Linked DNA regions of Homo sapiens: region 1 is linked to region 2. A link is a loop called in an ENCODE intact Hi-C map of the cell type or tissue named here. Cell type or tissue: OCI-LY7. All regions are shown on one strand. Each heading gives the region's core, and the rest is flanking DNA. Links, peaks and the distances in the headings are about the cores only. Region 1 overlaps NUP210 (nucleoporin 210). Region 2 has its middle 18 kb from the start of IQSEC1.

What was found. Hi-C counts contacts between places; a loop is a spot of excess contacts. Peaks named below come from ENCODE experiments on the same cell type or tissue, not always from the same donor. Only the 100,000 strongest peaks of a DNase experiment are listed, where the experiment ranks them.
Region 1: a loop joins it to region 2, with 9 times the contacts of the local background. A loop is called at or near these places in 6 of 110 quality-filtered maps.

The regions. Positions count from the first base shown.
Region 1 is chr3:13,349,257-13,360,008 of GRCh38, reverse strand. NUP210 (nucleoporin 210) reads left to right here. Exons shown (of 40, transcript NM_024923.4): 16 at 1,614-1,787; 17 at 5,902-6,094; 18 at 6,349-6,455; 19 at 7,825-7,929; 20 at 8,029-8,130. Among named protein-coding and RNA genes, the nearest start is that of NUP210, 66 kb to the left of the region's middle. RefSeq lists an enhancer at 9,740-10,622. In OCI-LY7, for the core only: CTCF peaks have their summits at 5,496 and 5,696 (motif pointing left); no DNase peak of the experiment used is centred there.
Region 2 is chr3:13,085,654-13,096,405 of GRCh38, reverse strand. It overlaps a transcript of IQSEC1 not described here. Among named protein-coding and RNA genes, the nearest start is that of IQSEC1, 18 kb to the right of the region's middle. RefSeq lists enhancers at 7,564-8,063, 8,704-8,763, 8,784-8,873, 8,924-8,983. In OCI-LY7, for the core only: CTCF peaks have their summits at 3,858 and 4,072 (motif pointing left); DNase peaks (open chromatin) are centred at 2,475, 4,085, 8,195, 8,585 and 1 weaker place; H3K4me3 peaks cover 533 bases; H3K27ac peaks cover 1,730 bases.

The DNA of each region.
Region 1 (10,752 bases), core at 1,142-9,141, 260 kb before region 2:
TCAGCATCCCCCACTAACCAAACCAGAGCTGGAGGCTTTGAGTTCGGGGGTCACAAGTCCAATGTCTCCAGGGTCGTAAATGAATGAGGCTGTAGACCCAGGTTTGACACATCTTGTTGGTTCTTGAGGATAACCTGGAAATCACAATATTTTTTTTTGTATAGGTAATCTCTTAAGTTTTTTAATGCTGAAAACCAAAAGCTGAGGAGGCTGAGGGGACCAGACAAAACACATGTGTGACCTGAATCCCCACATGCTGGCTGGAGGGCTTCTTGCTGTTCAGGCGCCTTGGGGCCTGACACTCCTTCCCCGGGGAGGGTGAGCTGAGAGCTTGTGGGGCTTCTGGTGGGCATCTACTGCTCTGTTTCCAAGGCAGGAAGCCCAAAGCAAAAGGGGTATTCGGCGGGAATCAGGAAGATGGGAGAGAGCCCATTTCTTTGGGACGTGAAGGGTATTTCCTGCATGTGTGCAGGGCAAAGAATGTCAGTTGGCAATAAAACGCACATGCATGCCTCCCACGGTGCCCTTATGGTATCAGCCATGCCACAGCTGCCCTGGTATGGCCAGAAAAGATGCCTGGTGATAGGTTCCACTCACCAGTGGGGTGGTTTTAGAAAAACAATAAAACAACAAGAACAATAACAGCATCATAATAAATAATACAATAAGAAGAATAAAATTCCTCATGAATTAAGTTGGATATATTTCTTATCCCTGGCATGACCCCACCATCCCTGTCCCCTCTCAGGGCTGTAAGAATGTGACCTCCAATTGGGGTTACCTCTAGGGCCCTCCCAATCCATTGCTCTGTGGCTCCCTCACATGCGGCACCAGGTGCAGACAGAAAGCCTGTGTGGAGTCACGGAGGACACTGCCCTTGGTCCTGCCTTATGGTCAGGAGGGGTAGGGGCTCGTGTCCTCCATCAAGTGCATGTTATCTGAGGAGGCTGAGGGTGCTACCTCAAGATGGGCCCTGAGCCATGGTGCTCCAAAAAAGAGGAGGCCAGATATGACTTCTGAGGTCCCAGCTCTCCAGGCAGACAGGTTTCCCTCTTTTCTTGCACCATGGATTTCCCTCTCTGCAGCAGCCCCTGGAGCTGCAGAGCATGAGCAGGCGGAGGGCAGGCCCTGCCTCCAGGCTGCAGCTCCTCCTGGGCGTTGTCCTGCAGAGCTCCTATCTGATTCGCTTGCCCTGTCATCATTCTGCAGCATGCACTTCCCACGTCTGTTCCTCGTTCCATGGGTGTTTTCACCTCCATATGGACTCCTCATTGAAGCATCCTTGAACTTGTGAATTTTCTAATGCAACCGTGGGGTTTTCCCAGGGTCCTGGGAAACCATGAAGCCTCACCGGGTCTACCTCTTCCCTGGGATAGGAGCAGCCCATAGGGCACATGGGCTCCCATCTGAGAGTCTCTTAGGTGTTGAGAAAGTGCATTCCCACCTGTGTGCCACTGGGCCTTTGTTAAGACCCTGTGGCATGGGTATCGTCATCACTCCCATCCTATAGAGGAGAAAACTGAGTCAGAGGGAGCTGGGGTGGGGTGTGGCATAGCTCAGAGAGGAGTGAGAACTCAAGCTTGGGGGTCTGACTGTTCACTGTGCCCTACCAGGTCATCGCCCTGTCGGTGGGGAACAAGCCCAGCCTCACCAACCCCTTTCCTGCGGTGGAGCCTGCCGTGGTGAAGTTCGTCTGCGCCCCACCGTCCAGGCTCACCCTCGCGCCTGTCTACACCAGCCCCCAGCTGGACATGTCCTGTCCGCTGCTGCAGCAGAACAAGCAGGTGGTGAGTGTGGGCTATGCTCGGGAGGAGGTGAGGGTGCCACCCGCTTGGGCAGGAGGACATTGGTGGCCTCGCCCATGGTCCCGAGCATTGCAACGGACATAGCTCCACGCTGCACTTCCTTCGTCTCAACAACTGGCCCTGTGAGGACGCTGGTTTCATTTGTGTTTTATATGCAGGGGACACACAGCTTGGAGAGGTGAGAGACATACCAAAGTCACAGCTACTAGTGGCAGTGCCAGGTGAAGATAGAGTCCTCTTCCACATTTGCTGCCTGCCTTTGTTTGGCACTCGGTAGTTTAAAAACAACTTGTTGTCTTCTGTGCCTTGAGGGTGTTAAAATGGGGCTTGCTGTCTATGGACAGGGTATGTAGGGTCAGAGTAGGCGTGGGGGCTGCTGAGGAGAGGTGACCAGCTACAGCATCCCCATGATGTGGGTGACGTGGGGTTGTGTTTCAAAAGTAAGTGTTGGGAGAGGAAGAAAGTCCCTTGGGAGTCTTGTCTAACAGCAGGGATGGTAGGGGAAGCCACAGGTCTGCTCCCCTTGGACTTGAGACACATCCATGCCTTAGTCCCTAGGGCATTCAGAGCCCAAGGTGCTGAGTGTGTCCAGGGTAAGGGACATGGGACATCCTCTGGCCAGCATCAGCCCCCAGCCCCTTTTCAGAGGAGGTGGGTGAGCAGCTCCTCACTCCTTGAGCATGTACTTATGGAGCATGTCCTCTGTGTCAGATACAGGTCTGAGTTTTGGATTGCACACTAATCAGGACAGGCAAGGAACCTGCCTCCCAGAGATGACAGGGAGACCAGGAGATGCACAAATAAGATGGATCAGAGGTGGCAAGCGCTGCAAGGGAAGTGAAATAGGGCACGCAGCAGAGTGAGGAGGAGGCTGCTCAGGAGGAGCGGAGTGGGGCTCTGAGGAGGGCATGTGCGAGCTCACCGCTATCTAACGCTGTGGAACTCACTCCATTGATTCTTTGCGAGTCCTAGAGCAGACCCTGGCTCATAGGAGGAGCTCAGTAACTAGGAGCGAAGGATGAGTGAACCAGCGAATGCACTGTGCATGCGCCACTCCTGTCTTCACCCTTGACTCTTGCAGACTCGTGGGTGGAGAAGCCACACTGCTGGAGAACTGGCCAGGGAGTAGCTGAACTGGAGAGCAGGTCCTCTCTGGACAGGCAGCCTGCTCAGCTCAGGGACAGTCAATTCAACCCCAGGCTGGCCCAGCTTTCTCATTTTCAAAGAAAAACAAATCATACCTATGTGCATCTTCCCTGTCCTTAGCGTTGTCTGTGAGCTGAGCGGGCCACCTTGGGGCTGGATTGGTCCTGGTCTGTCTGTTGGCCAGGACCTCTGCTTTAGCCCAGTGTTGTCTCTCTGGACTTAAATATGATGGCTGCAGGGCTTGACTCTGATTTGGCTTTGCACATCATAGATGTCGCCAGAAAATAATGGACCTCAAACACGGAGTAGCTGTGTGATCCATCAGTGCTCAGGTTCCTGAGCCACCAGCCAGCCATTCAGGTGTGACTCTGGCAATTTACAGCCTCATTAGGGAACTTTTGTTTTTCTTTTTTTTGAGACACAGTCTCGCTCTGTTGCCCAGGCTGGAGTGCAGTGGCGCAATCTCGGCTCACTGCAACCTCCACCTCCCAGGTTCAAGTGATTCTCCTGCCTCAGCCTCCTGAGTAGCTGGGATTACAGGCATGCGCCACCACACCCAGCTAATTTTTGTATTTTTAGTAGAGACAGGGTTTCACCATATTGGTCAGGCTGGTCTCAAACTCCTGACCTCGTGATCCGCCCACCTCGGCCTCCCAAAGTGCTGGGATTACAGGCGTGAGCCACCATGCCTGGCCAGTCATTAGGGAACTTTGAGAAAGATATATTCCTGCAATGCAGCCTGGATGCAGGATCAAGGTAATTTTATACTCTCCAACTTCAGAGGCTACCCAAGATGTGTTTGCAGATTAAATTATTGGTGAGGAGAGACACCAGAATGGAATTGACTGATCAGAATGACAAGGTAGAGCCAGGCTCAGCCTGACCCTGGCCCTCTGAGCAGGTCCTCTAGCGTGTGGCTCACTCACTGTGGGTGGGCACCAGTTGCATGGGACTGATTAGGGGCTTGAATGGGGCTGTCCCCAGATTGAGACACCAGAGATTGGCCACACTGAGTCAGGGGAGGTCCTTGGGCTCTACAATCAGGCCAGCTGAGTTCCACCCCTAAACCTGTGTGACCTTGGACAAGTCATTCAACATTTAACGTCCCTGGACCTCAGCCTCCCTGTTTGTAATATGGGGCTTATGTTGTTGCCTCAAATGGGCCAGTTAGCTTGCACATGTGCTTGGCCAGTGTCAATTTCCTTCCCTGGAGGAGCATTGGTTTTCCAGCCAGGATTGCATCTGGGGGAGCCATGGAGCACCTAGGATAGGTCCCTACAGCCCCTGCCCAAACTCCCGGCTTCTATATTATGAATAATGATGAGACCTTTGCATGCCTGCTGATGGTGCTGGCCTACTCAGAGCAGGGTGTGGATTAAGAATTTGTAGCCTGCTTGAATCAAGTGTTCTCTTGGGGCAAGAGAGCTAGAAGGAGTTGGGAGGAGCCCTCATGGTGCAGGTGGGGTGTTTTGTGACTGTATCGGTCAGGCAGGCGGGGCCTGGCCAGGCTGCCATGGCAAACAAGCCCACATCCCGTAGCTTCACATGGCACAAGCTCACCTCTTGCCCATGCTGCATGAGCCTCTCTAGTTGGCTGGGAGACCTGCTTTGTGTCATTGTGATCTTCATTCCAAGACATGGGCTGTGGAGCAGCCACCATGTTGATCATGGCAGGTGCCACTGTGGAGAGAAAGGGAATGTGGCAGGTCGGGATCTGGCAGTGAAGCTTCCCCCTAGTCCCATTTCACTGGCCAGAACAAGTGCCTCAGTCACTTCTAACCAGAGGATGAGAGAAGGGTAGTTCTTCCTGCAGGATCCCCCTCTCCCCGAATGGAAAACTAGCCCTGTTTGTGAATGATGCTCATGGCTGCCCACTTTCCTACCCGAATGTAGGAAGGCTCTAAAATGACCTTGCAGTCCCCATATTTAAATCCCTCAGTTGTGCTTTGTGTGTCATAGCTGGAGAAACTGAGGCTCAGGGAGTTCATAACTTGCCTGGGCACTGAGAGGTGGAGCTGGGGCTGAGTCCAAGTTGTGGGGTCAGAGACACTTGGCCTCTGCTTTATGGCCCAGCCCACACTGCCCCCATGCTATGTGGCCAGAGAAGGGAGGGATAGCCCACAGGAAAGAGGCTTGATTCAGCTGGTTTCTAAGGGGAGAGTCCGCTCGGGGAGCGAGAGATCACCCCAGAGTGGTGGGAATCCAGGATTTGGACCTGCAGCCTGGCGCTCCCATTGCGAACCTCCTTGGATGAGCTCCTTTCCCTGACTGGGCTTGTGCTTCCTTCACGTGGGGATGACCCCTTCCACCTTCCTGGGACATTTAAGGATTAGGCGAGTATTCCACTTTCAAAGGAGCTGTACAAACCCAGTAGCTCTGGGACATCTTAGGCGTTGAAATCTGCATTCCTGTGAAACCACTAGTGGGGCCATCCTAGAGGCACCGACATGTGCCTGGGTGGGGGATGGCAATCATTTGGGAAGGTGAGGGCAGAGGGGAAGGAGAGCAGCCTGCCCACAGTAGTAGGTCAGGATGGTGGTTCCCAGCTTCAGCACTGTTGACGTTTGGGACCAGATAGTTCCTGTGGGGGGCTGTCCTGTGTATCGTAGGGTGTTTAGCAGCATCATGGACCTCTCCCGAGTAGATGCCAGTGGCAACCCCCTGACTCATGCGTAGGGACAGCCAGAAATGCCTCCAGTGTTGCTGAAGGCCCCCTAGTGGTTCTCATTCCACTGAGAGCTGTGGTCTGGAGCCAGAGGCCAGCTTGGACAGGGCCATGGGGGGACCTGGTGGGTGGCAATAGTGAGGATTGCTTTCTGGCATATCCCATTCCCTCACCAGCACCCCCAAGAGCCCACAGGGCAGCTGCTGGCCTCAGAGTGCACTGCGTGGTCAGTGTCCAGGTCCAGTCCTGGGGGTGACCACAACATCTGACCTGTGTTCCCTGCAGGTCCCAGTGTCCAGCCACCGCAACCCCCGGCTGGACCTGGCTGCTTACGACCAGGAGGGCCGCCGGTTCGACAACTTCAGCTCTCTGAGCATCCAGTGGGAGTCCACCAGGCCAGTGTTGGCCAGCATCGAGCCTGAGCTGCCCATGCAGCTGGTGTCCCAGGACGATGAGAGTGGCCAAAAGAAGCTGCACGGTGAGCTGGGCACAAGCCTGATGGCCCAGGCAGGAGAACAGAGACCAGACAGGAAGCCTGCCAAGGTGGGCCAGTGCCTGTGGGAGCTTAGTTATCTGTGCTTAGATCCTGTTAACTCTTACAATCCACATAGTTTCAACACACACAGTTGTCTGTTTTCAGATTCGAAACTGCAAATCAGAAGGAGGGAGGGGCTGCTTCAGGGGTGGTGATGGGCAGACATCCAACGGTGGCTTCCTTCTTCCTGGTCTCAGGTTTGCAGGCCATTTTGGTTCACGAGGCATCAGGAACCACAGCCATCACTGCCACTGCCACTGGCTACCAGGAGTCCCACCTCAGCTCTGCCAGAACAAAGCAGCCGGTATCTCCCAGGGCCCAGTGGTGGGTGGGCTATGGGTAGCGGGGCAAGCCTCCTACTTCTGCTTAAATTCCACCGGGTATCACAGTGTCCTGAGTCACTGTCTGCTTGACCACCACTCCCCCACCCCAGCCTCTTGGAGGCCCCAGGAGAGGCACTGCTATTAATAGTAGGGGACCAATAGGTACATTGGAGGTGGGAATGGGAAGGGCTTCTCAAGAATAGCCCTTCCTGGATGACAGCCACCTCATGGGGGGTACAGCCACAAGGAAACTTAGGTCTTGAATAAGGTGGAGGCAGCAGGTACAGGCTGGAAGGAGAAGGTGGGACTGTAACTGTATTCCCATGGTCCCTAAATGCCAGGATGAGGCACTTCTATTGTCCTCTTGGGAGCAAACTTTGAAAGAGGCTGGGGTCCCGTGGGGGCAGCACTGGGGAGGCTGGCCTGGAGGGAGGGGGTCACTGAAGGGGCACACCTGTGCCTATACCTGATGGCTCAGTCCTCACTGGCACCAGGATTCCCTTGATTGGGAGTGAGGGGGCGTCACGGCCTCCTGCCTGATGCCTGAGCACCCTGACATGTTATCCCCATGACTTTGCACTTCCTCCCTGCCCTGATGTCCCCCCACCCCCCATAGCTGAGTCACTCAGGCTTCCTCCCCTTGCAGTCTGTGTTCCCCTGAGAGCTGCTCTCCCTTGCAGACACCTTCCTTGTCCTTGTCACCCACAATGCACACCTTCCTGTCATTGACTCACTCTTGCTCTTCCATCCGTGCATTGGAGTCGCCTCTCCCTGCCGGCAGTTGCTGCACCCCGAGTGCCTGGCACACCTGTGGCCCTGAGGAGGTGCTCAAACACGTGATTCCTGGGGGCCTCAGATCTGGGTGGCTCCTTTGTGTGACACATGGTGGGAAGCAGAGCTCAGTGGGTCATGTGCCACCCTAGGGGATGAGGGCTGTCATTGTCCTCTCCTGAGCCAGCCTTGGCCACACTTCCAGGGGACCCTCCCCCGATGCCTGGCCTGGCCAGCGGCCACATGCTCTGAAGCTGACCCTTTGCTGTGAGGTCCTGCAAGGCAGGGCGTGTGTGTGAGTTGCCCACCACTGGGGCCTGGTGGGTTGGGGTGGCGTCTTCTAAGCTGGATTGCTCCCAACCCTCTCCTCAGTCTGGAGTGGAGGAGCCAGCAACTCATTCCACCTCAGGAGGCTGAAGGGAGACCTCAAAGGGTCTGTGGCCATTCTGCTGGGCTCAGGAGCACCAGGGGCTTGTGGCCAGGAGCAAGGCCAGGCCCTAGGGCTTTTGGGCCTGTTCTTCCCGAGGGGCAGCCTAATCATGTCCTCCTGGATCTAATGGCCTTGCCCTTGTCCTTCAGCATGACCCTCTGGTGCCTCTGTCGGCCTCCATAGAGCTCATCCTGGTGGAGGACGTGAGGGTGAGCCCAGAAGAGGTGACCATCTACAACCACCCTGGCATCCAGGTACAGTCCTTGCCCTGCCACCTTCCTGGGCAAGACCCACGGGGGGACTCCTCGCCCTCCCACATGCGGCCCAACCCTCCCTGCATCTGCCTCCTGCAGGCAGAGCTCCGCATCAGGGAAGGCTCAGGTTACTTCTTCCTCAACACCAGCACCGCAGATGTTGTCAAGGTGGCCTACCAGGAGGCCAGGGGTGTCGCCATGGTAAGCTTGGGCCATCGGTCCCCACTGTTGGTTTTCATTCCTTATCTGGGCTGTTGTGTGGTTAATTGATTGATCATTTTGAAAGCTAGCACTTGACTCACACTCGGAATCCCAGAACTTTGGGAGGTCAAGGCAGGAAGATCACTTGAGCCCAGGAGTTCAAGACCAGCCTGGACAATATAGTGAGACCCCCATCTCTACAAAAAAAAAAAGAAAAATCAAAAATTAGCTGGGCATGGTAGCACAGGCCTGTGGTCCCAGCTACACAGGAACCTGAGGCAGGAGGATTGCTTGAGCCCCGGAGGTTGAGGGGTGCATTGAGCAGTGGTCATGCTCCAGCCTGGGCAACAGACCTGGGTGAGAAACCCAGACCCTGTCTCCAAAAAAAAGCTGGCACTTAATCACATTAGCTATAATTAGCAAGGTCTTTAGATTCTCTGATTCATTCTACAACTTTAGTCATTCTCATGAAACCTTTGTGATTTGTATTCCCTGTCCACAAACTGTTAGTTACCTAATGGTTTCCTTTCAATCAATCCTTTAAGATTAAAATATTATTCCATAAGGAGCACTGTAACAGCCATAAAGAAAATTGCTTTTAAAAGATGTCTCACCTTTCTCTATTTTTCCTGTGTTTCTCTCTTGACCCTCTCCCTACTCTTGCAAGCATTGACTTTAGCTGTGCTCATGGCATGGAAGAATTTAATGTTCTGCTTTTATTATGTTATTTTAAGTTTTTATGTTTTTGCGTGTTGCTAATGTAAGCTGGCAGTCCATCTTCAAGTTTGCTAATGCTTTCTTTTGCCAGTTTAAATCTACTCTTGTGCGCTTCTAGTGAATTTTTCATTTCAGCTGTTATACTTTTCAATTTAAGAATTTCTGGCCGGGTGCGGTGGCTCATGCCTGTAATCCCAGCACTTTGGGAGGCCGAGGCAGGCTGATCACAAGGTCAGGAGATTGAGACCATCCTGGCTAACACGGTGAAACCCTGTCTCTACTAAATATACAAAAAAAAAAAATTAGCCAGGCGTAGTGGCGGGCGCCTGTATTCCCAGCTACTCGGGAGGCTGAGGCAGGAGATGGCGTGAACCCAGCGGGTGGAGCTTGCAGTGAGCCAAGATTGCGCCACTGCACTCCAGCCTGGGCGACGGGGCGAGACTCCATCTCAAAAAAAAAAAAAAAAAAAGAATTTCTATTTTTTTTCCTGTAACTTTTCCCCTTTATTGATATTCGCTGTTTGATATGAGATTGTTATCAAATCTTCCTTTACTCCCTTCATCGTTGTTTGGTTGGAAGGCTTTGCCTGGTGAATCTGATCTCTGGTGGCCCTCACAGACAGTTTCTGTCATCTGCCTTTTTTCTGGAGTACGGGTCATGTTTTCCTGTTTTGTTTTGTTTTTTGTTTTGTTTTGTTTTGTTTTGTTTTGTTTTGTTTTGTTTTTTCATGTCCTATAATTGTTGGAAACTGGACATTTTAGGTAATGTATTGTAGAAACTCTGGGTACTGATTCCCCATCCCCATGCTGGAGCTTGTTATTATTATTTGCTTGTTTACTTCTTTAGTGACTGGCCTTGTTATTTTGCTGAAGACACAAAAACACACGCGCACACACACACAAACACACAGGCTGTGTTATTTTGCTGAACACACACACACACAGGCTGTGTTATTTTGCTGAACACACACGCACCCACACACACACACTTTTCCCCAGTAAGAAGTCTCTGATACTGCTCTTAGGGGATAACACCTTGGTATGTCCTTTGTCACTCTGGGATGACTGTGGCCTTTGCAGGGCTTTTTTTGGCTGTCTTTCACTGACCACTCAACTGTTGAGCTGCACTAATTGAGGCTGATTGCTCCACTGTCTTCAGTAATTCCCTGGGGCACACATTCCTACACAACTCAGTCCAATCCTATTCAGGATCCTTTGAAGGGACCCTTTCCCTAGAAGATGTTTAAGGTTTGTTCTGACCCCAGGAGAGCTCTTCCTACCTCTCTCTTTTTCCGTTTGTCTCTGGCAAACTTGCCGGCCTCCAGTGTAGCCCACACCTCCCAGGCTCTCCGTCACCTCCCAGTTGCCTTTCAGCACAACTTGCAGTGTTTTGGAGAGTGTGCTTAGGCTTGGACTTCTCCGAGCTCTGTTGCGCATGAAGTCAGTTCCTTCAGGAGCAACTCACACCTGTTTTCTGGGTGCATTTAGTTGCTGTGCACCAGCTGCTTTCCCAGGCAAACTCTCTGAGCCAGAGCTATGGTGCTGGGCACAGTGGTGCATCTCTCTCTGGTGACACCTGCACGTTAGGAGCTGGGTCCTTGGTGAGTGGGGCAGCAGCTCCAGTGTTCCTTGGCTGGCCTCTCTTAGCAGGGAACCCCACCCCATGAGCCAGGGAAGGGCAGCCGGGCCCCAGTATTCTCACGGGTGCCGCACCCAAGGCAGAGCCTCCATCCCACGAATGGGTTCTGGGTGGAAGATGAGAGCCCCCACCTCTGAGCCCACTTTCCTGGGACTCAGTCTCAGCAAGCTGTAGCTGGGGGCATGGTAAGAAAAGAAAAGCTGACATCCTGCCCCTCCTAGGAAACGAATCACCTGACCGAGAGCTGGGGGTGAGGGAGTCCTGTGA
Region 2 (10,752 bases), core at 995-8,994:
TTTTGTTGAGTGAATAAGCAAAGGAATGAGTGAATAAATGAATGGATGGTTCTCACAACACTGACCCTGCCCTGAGATCACTTAGAGGCCTGTCCCCCACATGCCCCACCTCCAAGACTGTGAGCTCCCCAAGAGCTAGGGCGTAGCCTGGAGGTCTTACCTGTGCCTCCCACTGCCCAGGTCAGATCTTGGTACACACTAGGTGCTCAATACGTGTCTGAATGAATGAGAAGAAAAAGAGGGGATAGGAAAGCTGAGTCTACACTTGGGACCTATGAAGAGCCAGGGAGGGTGCTGGGCATTTTCACCCATGGGGTCCTTTCTCTGCCTCATAGCAGCCCAGATCACAGATGCGGATACTGAGGCAGGAGGAACCAAGGATGTGCAGGAGCCAGGATTGAAGCCATGGAGCTTGGACGACTCAGAGGGTTCTTCCCACCCCATCATGATGCCTTCCAAATGAGGGAATGCAGGCATGTGTGAATAAATCAGTGAATGCATGAGGTCTCACGTGAATCTCGCCGCCCCTCCCTCAGCCTCATCCTTCCCAGGCCTCTCTCCTCTGCAGCTGGCTCAGCGCTTTTGCGTGGGGCTGTGGAATAAAAGCTGCCCCGCCCGCTCCCTGCCAATCAGCCTCCATTGTCCTGCTGCATCTGGAGCCCTCTGCAAATTGCCCGTCCCGACAGGCGTGCTCAGCATCCTCTGAGGAAGGACGTCCCCACCTCTTTTACAAGCGCCAGTTCCTAAAAGGCTGGTGATTGCGTCCTCAGCGTCCCCACCGAGCCACCCAGTGTCATGGAGTGGCGGAAAAGGCCCCAGATGGCTGGGAAAGGAGGGGGGAGTGGCAATGATTATCACTGAGCAGGAAGCAACTCGGCCTCTGAGGAGGCGCTGGGTATGCATTAAGTAGGAAACACATGTCTCAAATGTTCTTAGCTCTGTCCATCAGCCCCCGGTGCTGCTGTTTCCACGAAGCCAGCACTTCCCTAAAGGAGCGCACACCAGCATCGCCAAGGCTGGTTAAATCCCAGATGGCTGGGCCCCACCTCAGGGTTTCTGCTTGGGAGGTCTGGGTAGACCCGAGAATGTGCATTTTTCACAGGTTCCTCAGAGATGCCCTGGGAGGTGGGGGTCGGGGATTGACCACACCTTTCCAACTCCCTGGGGCCTTCAGGAACGACGGGGACCATGCCAGGCTCACCTCTGGGAAAGACAGTGTATACTGTGGACCAGACTACACATCGCAGCCTGGGGTCCACCCACAGGCAGAGATGGAGGTAGATTCTTGGGCTGGTTGACTTGTGGAGCATTGTTATTAAACTGCAGTAAACCAGAAGCAAGGTGGAGAGGAGGGGGGCTCTCGGTGCAATAGCGTTTGCCCAGGTGTGGCTCCAACAAATGGTCATGATCACCACCGAACAAAACCGCAGCCACAGCCACAAGCTTAGGAGCACTTGCTGGGCTCCTCTCTCAGCGTGTGGCCTGCAGCTGGTTCAGTCTGTGTCCATGGTCCATCGAAATGTATCCCTTGCCTGGGGAGGTAACAATTGAACTCAACTATTGATCTTCCCTGAATTCCCAGTGGAGGCCCAGAAGGGTCAGGTGCTCTCGGCAGGTCACACCGTGCTCAGTGGGAGAAGATCCCGGAGCTCGTGGCTGCTGGAGCCTGTCAGCCTGAGTTTGAGCCCTGCAGCCCTCTGTCCAGTAGTATGGCCAGGAACAGGCCATACTCCTGATTTATCTGTCCTCAGTTTCCACAACTGTATTATGAGGGGAATGGTGGAAGCAGTCTCACAGGCTGATCCACGAACAGTACTTAGTGCAGGGTCTGGCACCAGGTGGGGGGTGTCAGGAGGAGAGAGAGGTTGAGTGGACACAGATCTTCCTGACAAAAAGGAACAAAATTAAAGGGGCTCAGACATCACTCTGCATCTCGCCAGCCTCTGTGGTTTGTGTTTTGTATATGATTGGGGGAGGGAGTCTAGAGCAGGGATGGGACTTCCAGGTGGCTCCGGGAGAGGGGTGGAAGTGAAATCCTTCTTTTCAAGGTCAGCCCCTGCAAGCCTTGCCTTCGCCTTCCATCTGGAATGCCTGATCACTCATCTTCCTGTGTTAACTTTCTCATCCTTCAAGGCCTGATGCAGTCCCTGCCTCTTCCATGATCTCCCTGCCACAAGTGCCTTCCATCCTAGAACTCCCACAGCACCGGCTTCTCCACTGTGATACGAGGTGCCACCTGCTACCATCGGTGTATCAGTGAGGACCCTGATCGGATGTCACGGTTCTCTCTCTCTCTTCATCCCTCAGCCCTGTTTCTTCATTCTTGGGAAGGTTTGCTCTTACAGTATAACACGATAGGCACCAGGAACCCCAGGCTCACAGCCAGTTAGTTCAGTGGCCCCAGCCGGAAGAGGTCTCTTTTTCAGATCTGCAAAAGCGCCAGGGCTGACTCTCATTGGCCTGACTCAGGTTACAAGCCCATCTCTAAGCCAATCACTATGAAGAACAGAGGGATTTATGCTCTGATTGGCCAGGCTGGATCACGTGCACATCCCTGGACCTAGAGGGTGCTGAGAACGGACAGGGGGAGACCTAGCGGAGTCACGTGGACCAACAGTGGGGAGGAGGTTCAGGGATAAGAGGGGCTGGATGCCAGACAGTGGATCCAACTGTGTATGCCTCAGTCGTCATCAGTGCTCGGGCCTGATCCTGCCGCCAGGCTGTAGCTGCATGCGTCTTGTGTCCCCTTGTCCAGGGTTTGCCACACACCCCATGTGCTGGATGAAGGGGACACACGTAGGAATCACACTGAATAACCTCCTCCCTCGTGGCATCCCCTGAGCTTGGGGAGGAGGCAGCCCTGCCTCCCCAGTTCCTGCCCTGAGCCACAGGGACCAGTTACTTGGATGAAGCCCCTCGTCTGCGCATGGCAGGAGGTGGAGCCCAGCTCCTCCTGTGGAGGAAGCTTCCTAATGGTCTCCCCTGGGGCCCGGTGAGGACATAAACTCTGCATCACTGAAGGTGCTGGGGCTCAGATGGCACCGCCTGGGATGCTGGAGGAGCATGCATCCCTGCAGCAGGCAGGGCTGGGATGGAGGCCCCAGGTCTCCTTCCGTCCTTGAGCCCGATTAGTCTTGTCAGGTATGGGGCTGAGGCTCTGGCTGAGGGACGATGTCTCCTTTATAAGTGAGTTTGTTTATTTGCTCTTAATGCCTCTCTGTATCCTCTCGCCTCCCCAGCTGGAGTTGGTGAAACCACAGACTGTGCCCTGGGCAGGGGCAGGACCTGTGTGGAGCCACCGAGATGTGATTTAGTCACTTGTTACCTGGGTTAGGCTAAAATAATCCCAAGTACTGAGATGTTGCCAAGAAGACACAACACAGAGATAGGACCCTGAGGACTAGGAGCAGCTTGTGCCTGGGTGCTGGGGGCCTCTCTGAGCCAAGAGCTAAATAATGGGAGGAGCCGGCTACGGGAGGGGGAAGAGTGCTCGCGGCAGAGGGAACAGCAAGGGCAAAGGCCCCGGGACTCGAAGAAGTTCGGCCTTGGAGATGGAAAGTTGGCCAGCGTGCCTGGAGCAGAGTGAGGAGGGGCTGGCACTGGGACAGGAACCCTGCAAGGTGGGTGGGGCCAGAGAGCGCAGGGCCTGAATGTTGGTGGACTGTTTTACGCGAAGAGGCCACCATCAGAGGGGTTGATAGAGGAGACACCATTGAGATTGTTCTGGTGAGGGAACAGAAATAATTCGGGTTAGGGGCTAAAATTGACTTCTCCCATTATTTAGCTCTTGGCTTAAATGTCGCCGTCTCAGAGAGGCCCCCAGCACCCAGGCACGCGCTGCTCCTGGTCCTTAGGGTCCTGTCTCTGTGTTGTGTCTTCTTGGCAGCATCTCAGTTCCTGGGATTATTTTAGCCTAACCCAGATGGGGAGAGGACATGTGGCCAGGGAATGAGGCCTGGGCAGGCCTGGGAAGGAGCCAGGTCAACAGCGTTCTGGGACGTCCGTGGTCAGCCGGGGCGTGTTTTGCAGGTATCTCTTTGCAGGACTTTGCAGCAGCCGCGCGCTGCCCTCTGCTGGAACTTCTGAGCATTACACCTAGCGCCTTTGAGCTGTACTAACCCCAGAACTTACTTCCCTGAGCACTTTATGGAAACACCCCCGTGATACGGTGTCCTCAGAGCTGGCAGAAGCTCACAAGGTCTTCTTCTCCTGCCTGGTATGTCCCTGCTGGCTTGCTTAGCCCTAGGCACAGGCATCTCACTAGCCCCTTTTGATGCAGTCAGTTCTGACCCTGCACAGTGCAGGGCAATTGACCCCGCGCAGTGCAGGGTAGCTTGACCCCAGAAAGAGCTGTGCTTAGCTTCCTCCTGGCCTCGACCATGCACAGGCCCTTAGAACTGCCTGGGGGGCCTGGGGACACTGACCACCTCCCCCATGACTGCCCTGCTCCAGCGCCTCCAGGTCCTGCCCACCCCGACCCCACCCAAGCTGCCCTCCCAGACCAAAGAGGAGACCTGGGAGGAAGCCTGAACAGTCTAGGCTTCCACAGAGGATGTGGCTTTCCTAGGAAAACCCCTGAAGACTCCCCAAATGTGCCACACGTGTCCTCTGCCTGCCTGTGTCTTTGTTTTTTATGTTGGAGCTTCAGGCACCTCTCAGTTTCCCTGAATACAGAGGGAGGGCTGACAAGGGCCTGGTCATAGGAACAGCTGGGGTGAACAGACAGGTCAGCGGGGGCAAGGCTGAGGCACAGCCAAGTCGGGCTTCCTGGGAGCATTGTGGGCCCGTCCCACCTGGGCTTCTGGGTCCTTTCACACCCCAGCCCCTGCTCCTGCAGTAGTCACAAAGGAGGGCTGTGCTCAGGGAGGGCAGGGAGGCCAGGAGGCCAGGGGAAGAGATGGGAGAAAAGATGCATGGGTTTCAGTAGGCCCAAGCCCAAGTCAAAGGCCCAGCAACACTGTCCTGGGTCTCATTCCAGCATCTGTCCTGTAAACAAACTCCCTCATTCATTCGGCAAATATTTTTTGAGCATCTGCTATGTGCCAGGCACGGTCTATGGCTTGAGCCTGCTTCAGTGAATAAAACAGACTCCCCTGGCCTCCTGGAGTCTGTATGCCAATGAGGAAGGAGGACAGCAACCAGCAGCCTGGCAGAGAGACCGATGCTGCTGCCCTCGGAGAGTGGTGACGGGGTCAAGGCATGCACCTGAGTGAGCGATGGCGTAGGGAGTGCAGGACAGAGGTGGGCAGGAGCCCTCCCTGAGAGAGTGTCCACTGAGTCAAGACCGGAGTGACGAGAAGTCTTTACAAACCTCTCTGGGAGAAGGCCGTAGAAACCGAGCACAGAATGGGTCATCAGGGCAGAGGAGTGTGGGCGGTGAGGAGGAGGCCAGGCCAGCCAAATCCAAATTAATCTTCCTCCTGGCTGGTCAGGCAGCTCCGTGCAGTCTTCCAGTGCTGTCCCCGCGGCTGGGGTTCAAATTCCGCACAGGGCTTTTGGTCAAGGGAACTGTGGATACCCGGGTTCCATTCTCAGCCTGTCTGTGCCTGAGTGTCCCCGGCTGAGGTCCTTCTGAGCTCAAGGATCGAAGTCTAAAATCTCTACGGAGCTCATACGAGTCACAGGGTGCCAGGTCCCCTTAGTGTGCCTCCTCAGGCCCAGCAGAGCACCTGGCACATGGCAGAAGCCCAGCAAAGTCCCTTTAAATCAACACCAGGCTGTGGGGAGGGAGAAGGGGCTCTCGGGATGTGGTGGGCTGTAGAGTCTCTCAGCCCAGCGTGGGGCCTACCTCTACCAGGACCTGCCCCTGCACCAGGCCTGTCACCAATCACCCCACAGACTCCATGAGCATGTCCTGTGGGGGACTTGCAGCCAGTGGGTGGCACACATGGACACAGAGAGGTGCAACACGGGATGGGGGTGTGCCTGAGTGCTGGGACTCACTGGGGAGCAGCACCTTGAGCTCAGATTGCAATCATTCATTCATACATCCACTCACTCATTCAGTCACTCATTTCACATTTTATTAAATACCGGTGGTATTCCAGGCACTAGAGTATAGTGAATAAAACAGACAAAAATCCTTACCTTCATGAAGCTAGCGTGCTAACAGTAGGGAAACAAACCAAAATATAGAATATAGAAATTTAAAATATACAGTAGTTTGTTTTTGTTGTTTTATTTTTTTTGAGACAGAGTCTTGCTCCGTCACCCAGGCTGGAGCGCAGTGGCGCGATCTTGGCTCACTGCAAGCTCCGCCTCCCAGGTTCACGCCATTCTCCTGCCTCAGCCTCCCGAGTAGCTGGGACTACAGGTGCACGCCACCACACCCCGCTAATATTTTTTGTATTTTTTAGTGGAGACGGGGTTTCACCGTGTTAGCCAGGATGGTCTGGATCTCCTGACCTCGTGATCCACCCGCCTTGGCCTCCCAAAGTGCTGGGATTACAGGCGTGAGCCACCGTGCCCGGCCTAAAATATACAGTGTTTTTAAAAGTGTACAATTCAATGCTTTCTAGTAAATTCACTGAGTTGCACAACCATCCCCACAATAGGTTTTAAAACATTTTCATCACTCCAGGCAGAAACTCCATACCCATTCGCAGCCGTCCACATACTCCCTAGGCCTCCTCCCATTCCCTGGCAGCCACTCATCTGCTTTCTACCTCTATGGATTTGCCTGTTCTGGACATTTCACACCATTCGAATCATAGAAGATGTGTCCTTTTGTGTCTGGCTTCTTTAACTTAGCATCATGTTTCCAAGGTTTATCCATGTTGCCACATATATCGGTACTTCATTTCTTTAAAAACAATTTTTTTGAGACAGGGTCTCATTCTGTCACCCAGGCTGGAGTGCAGTGGCACAAACACAGCTCACTGAAGCCTTGACCTCCTGGGCTCAAGGGATCCTCCCACCTCAGCCTCCTAAGTAGCTGGGACTACAGGTGTGCACCACCACACCTGGCTAATTAAAAAAAAATTTTTTCTGTAGAGACTGAGTCTCACTGTGTTGCCCAGTATGGTATCAAACTCCTGGGCTCAAGTAATTCTCCAGCCTCAGCCTCCCAAAGTGTTGATATTACAGGCATGGGCTAGTGCTCCCCAAATTTTATTTCTTTTTATGGCTAAATAATGTTTCATAGTATGGACAGATCGCATTGTTTATCCATCATCTGTTGATGCACACTTGGGTTGTTTATATTTTAGGGCTGTGTGGTTTTATAGTGACAAGTGCTAAAGTAAAAGGCCAGGATGGGGTGTGGCAGTGTATTTTGGGGAGGGGCCCAAGGGGGCCTCCTGGCCAATAGGAGAGGAGTGGGCCAGGCCAAGTCAGGGCATATGTCCAGCGGTTACACACCTGTCGTTACAATACTGAAATCTTTTCATGCCCCTGGGTTAAAGCCCACTGTCTGGACCCCCAGAGGGGCTCCCACTGCTGCTGTCTCTGTCCAGCCCTTCTCCTGGCCCTCTTCAGATGTCCCTAGGATCTGCAATAAAGGAGTTAATACTTAGCCTAGCAGGAGGTGTTTTGGAGTGGTGGGGGCCAGTGCCTGTGTTAAATATTTTGAATATCCCCCTGGGCAAAAAGCATGACACATGCAAAGGCCCTGGGGCAGGAGAGCCTGGAGCTGGAGCTGGAGAAACTGCAACAGGCCAGTGTGCCCGAGGCAGAGTTAGGAGGAGGATAAATAAGGCCCAGGGGGTAAAGCAGGGCCTGTGGATCATGGCAAGGATTGGGGTTTTTATTCTGAGTGGGGTGGGGTCCCCGGGAGGGTACTGAGCAGAAGAGGGCCATGGTCTCATGTAGGTTCAGCCAAAGGATTGGTCTGGCTGAGAGCTGAATCAAGGAGGGTAGGGAGGGTACTAAGGCCATTCAGAGGAGCGGGGAGGGCGACAGGAACCAGGGAGGGGTGTGGAGGCTGGGAGGAGTGAGAGTGAGTGGGTGGGGGCCTGGAGAGAGCAGGAGTGGGGAGGAGCAGGCTTCGGGAAGCTGGTGGGCCTCGGCATACTAAGCTTGTGCTCTCATAGATGTGGTGGAGGTATCTGGACCTCAGCCCTGCAGTGAGCAGAGGTCAAGCGAGGGCGTCGTCAGCATGCAGGTGCTGGGTGAGCACATGCACGAATGGCCAGCAGTTCCTCTTCCCCCTCCACTTTCATCTGTTCCTTCGCCACCCACTGCGTTAGCACGCTGCCCTGCTTTAAGCCCTGGGGACTCAGCAGTTACGGGACAGACATGAAACTAATCCAGTGTGAGAAACAGATGGTAAACACACAAAGTGATCAGTGGGTCACAGAACACCAGGCACCAGAGAAGAGAAACAGGGAGGGGCTGTGTTAGACAGGGTGGGGGGACTGTGCTCTAGTGCTGTGGTTTCAATTTGTCCCCCAAAGTTCATGCATTGGGAAGTTAGTCCCCAGGGCAGCAGCGGTGAGGGTTGGGGCCTTGAAGAAGGGGTTGGGCCAGGAGGGGTTCATGTTAACTCAGAAGTGGGGTAGTTGTCCTGGGAGCGGGCCCTGATAAACAGGATAAGTTCGGCCCCCATCCCTCCGTAGTGCTCTTTGGCCCTTCCACCTTCTGCCACGGGAGGATGCAGCAGGGTGGCCCTTGCCAGGTGCAAGCCCCTTGACCTTAGACTTCCCAGCCTCCAGAACTGAGCAATAAGTCTCTGTGAGTAATACATTTATAACTACCCAGTCTCAGATATTCTGTTACAGCAGCACAAAATAGACGAAGACAGCAAGTGATCCTGGTTTTCCGTTTGTGGTAGTGAAAGAAAAACTCCCTTTCAAATGCATTTAACTAAAAATAGTTAAAAGAAAAACATGACTGGGATAGTGGTGCAGAGGCTCTTAGCAAATTGCAAAGTCATCACGGCTGTCAAGGTTTGGGATTGATTCACGGTCTCCTCCCCTGCCAGCCAGGTTTACCAACCCATTTTGCAGATGAGGAGACTGAGGCTGAGAGAAGCGAAGGGGCTTGTCTGCAGACCTCCTGCACACACTCTGGGGCTCTTTCTGCACCGAGAGCCTCTCCTGCACCAAGAGGCAACAATGCAGTTCTCTGAGTTATTCTTTCTTGCTATTTCTCTTCCTTTTGGTGGATGAATTTGGGAGCTCTTTAAAACATCAGGGGAACTTTCTAGATGCAAATATTCCATCCAGCCCATTAACTAAAGTCGCAGCAAATAAACTGTAATCACAAGACCTATTATTAGTGTGGATTTGAAAGTAATTACCCAGTGTAGATTTAGACTGTAGGAAGAATGTTGTCTGGGGTGGGATTTTCACCAAACCTTCAAAGGGTGTGGCATGTGAAATAAGTAGAGCTACAGTGTGGCACCCACGATCCCCTGAACCAGCTGGGGGTGAATGAGGGAGTGTGGCTTGAGGTCATTCATTCGTTTGGTTGGCAAACATTTATTAGCACCTGCTGTGTGCCAGGCCCCATTCAGTGCACTGGGGGATGCCACGATAACCAAGACAGGGGGTGACCCTGCCTTGTGGACAGGATATTTTCTTGAGAGAAGACAGATGTTGAGAAAGAACAATTAAACAGGATGCCTGTAAATGGCCTAGAGGAAGTAAACTGGGTGAGGAGACAGTGCCTGGGGGCTACTTCTTCAAGGGTGCTCAGGAAGGCCTCCCTTGCAGGTGATTGCTAAGCTGAGACCTGAAGAGAGAGCTGTGCAGAGAGCTGAGGGAGGGAACAGCAGATGCAAAGGCCCTGAGGCAGGAACGAGGCTCTCATGGAAGGGAGCAGGCAGGTGCGGGGTGGCAGAACTGTGGGGCAGAACCAGGCTTTCGGTTCTGAGTGCAGTGGGAAGCTGGCGGGATGGGTCTGATTTGCATTTACCACGATACACCGCAATACAGAAATAGGCAGTGGCTCCAACCAGGGTGAAGAAAGGCCCTGACCCTCCCAGGAAAAAGACGCCCGCTGGTTCCCAGCCCTGCAGGTGGCTCTGTGTGCCAGTTTCTTCCACACCCATCTCCCAGCGCTGAACCAGCATGGAGACTGAGGTAGGCTTTCCAAGGCCAACAGTGCTGTCATGATGATGGTGACAAGCAGCCCTCACTGAGCATGTGCTGTGTCATCCCCGCCACGGTGGGCACAAACCGGCATCATCTCCTGTCACCCTCCTCAGTCTGTCCATTCTGGGTAAGGAATCTGCCTTTCCCATTTTCCATATAGGAACTAAGACTCAGAGTCAGCAGCCCCTTGCCCAGGGTCATACAGCAGGCAAGCGGTGATCAGAATCTGAGCTGAGGTCTGAGGGCAGCATCCATGCCTGCTGTGTCCTCAGCTGCCTACCTCACTCTGCCCCAAAACAGTCTCTCTAGTCTGGGTGACCAGCAACCTCAGTCCTCCAGCGCCAGCCCTGCGGCGGCCCAAGTTACCAGCCAGACTGGGGGTAGAGGAGAAGTGTGCAAGCAGAGGGGCCGCGTGGAGCCACCTTCCAAATTCCCTCCCTGGGTAAGGATAGCGGGTGACAGCCACCTGCAGGTGAGGACTGTCTGAAGAGAGAGGTGAAGACACTATGTCTGTGTTCCCCGCAGGAAGGGCCTGGGCAGCCTCGAGAGCCTCGCATTGGCCGATAACCACATGCCCCTCAGGCCAGCGACGAGTCTCAGACGGAAGTCCAAGACGTGGCCTCGGGCCTCCTGTCCGTCTGTGAAATGGGGTAACAGCACGTGGGCCTGAAGGCTTCAAGGGGTTCACTTTGGTAACGGCTATTCTGTCACAACCACT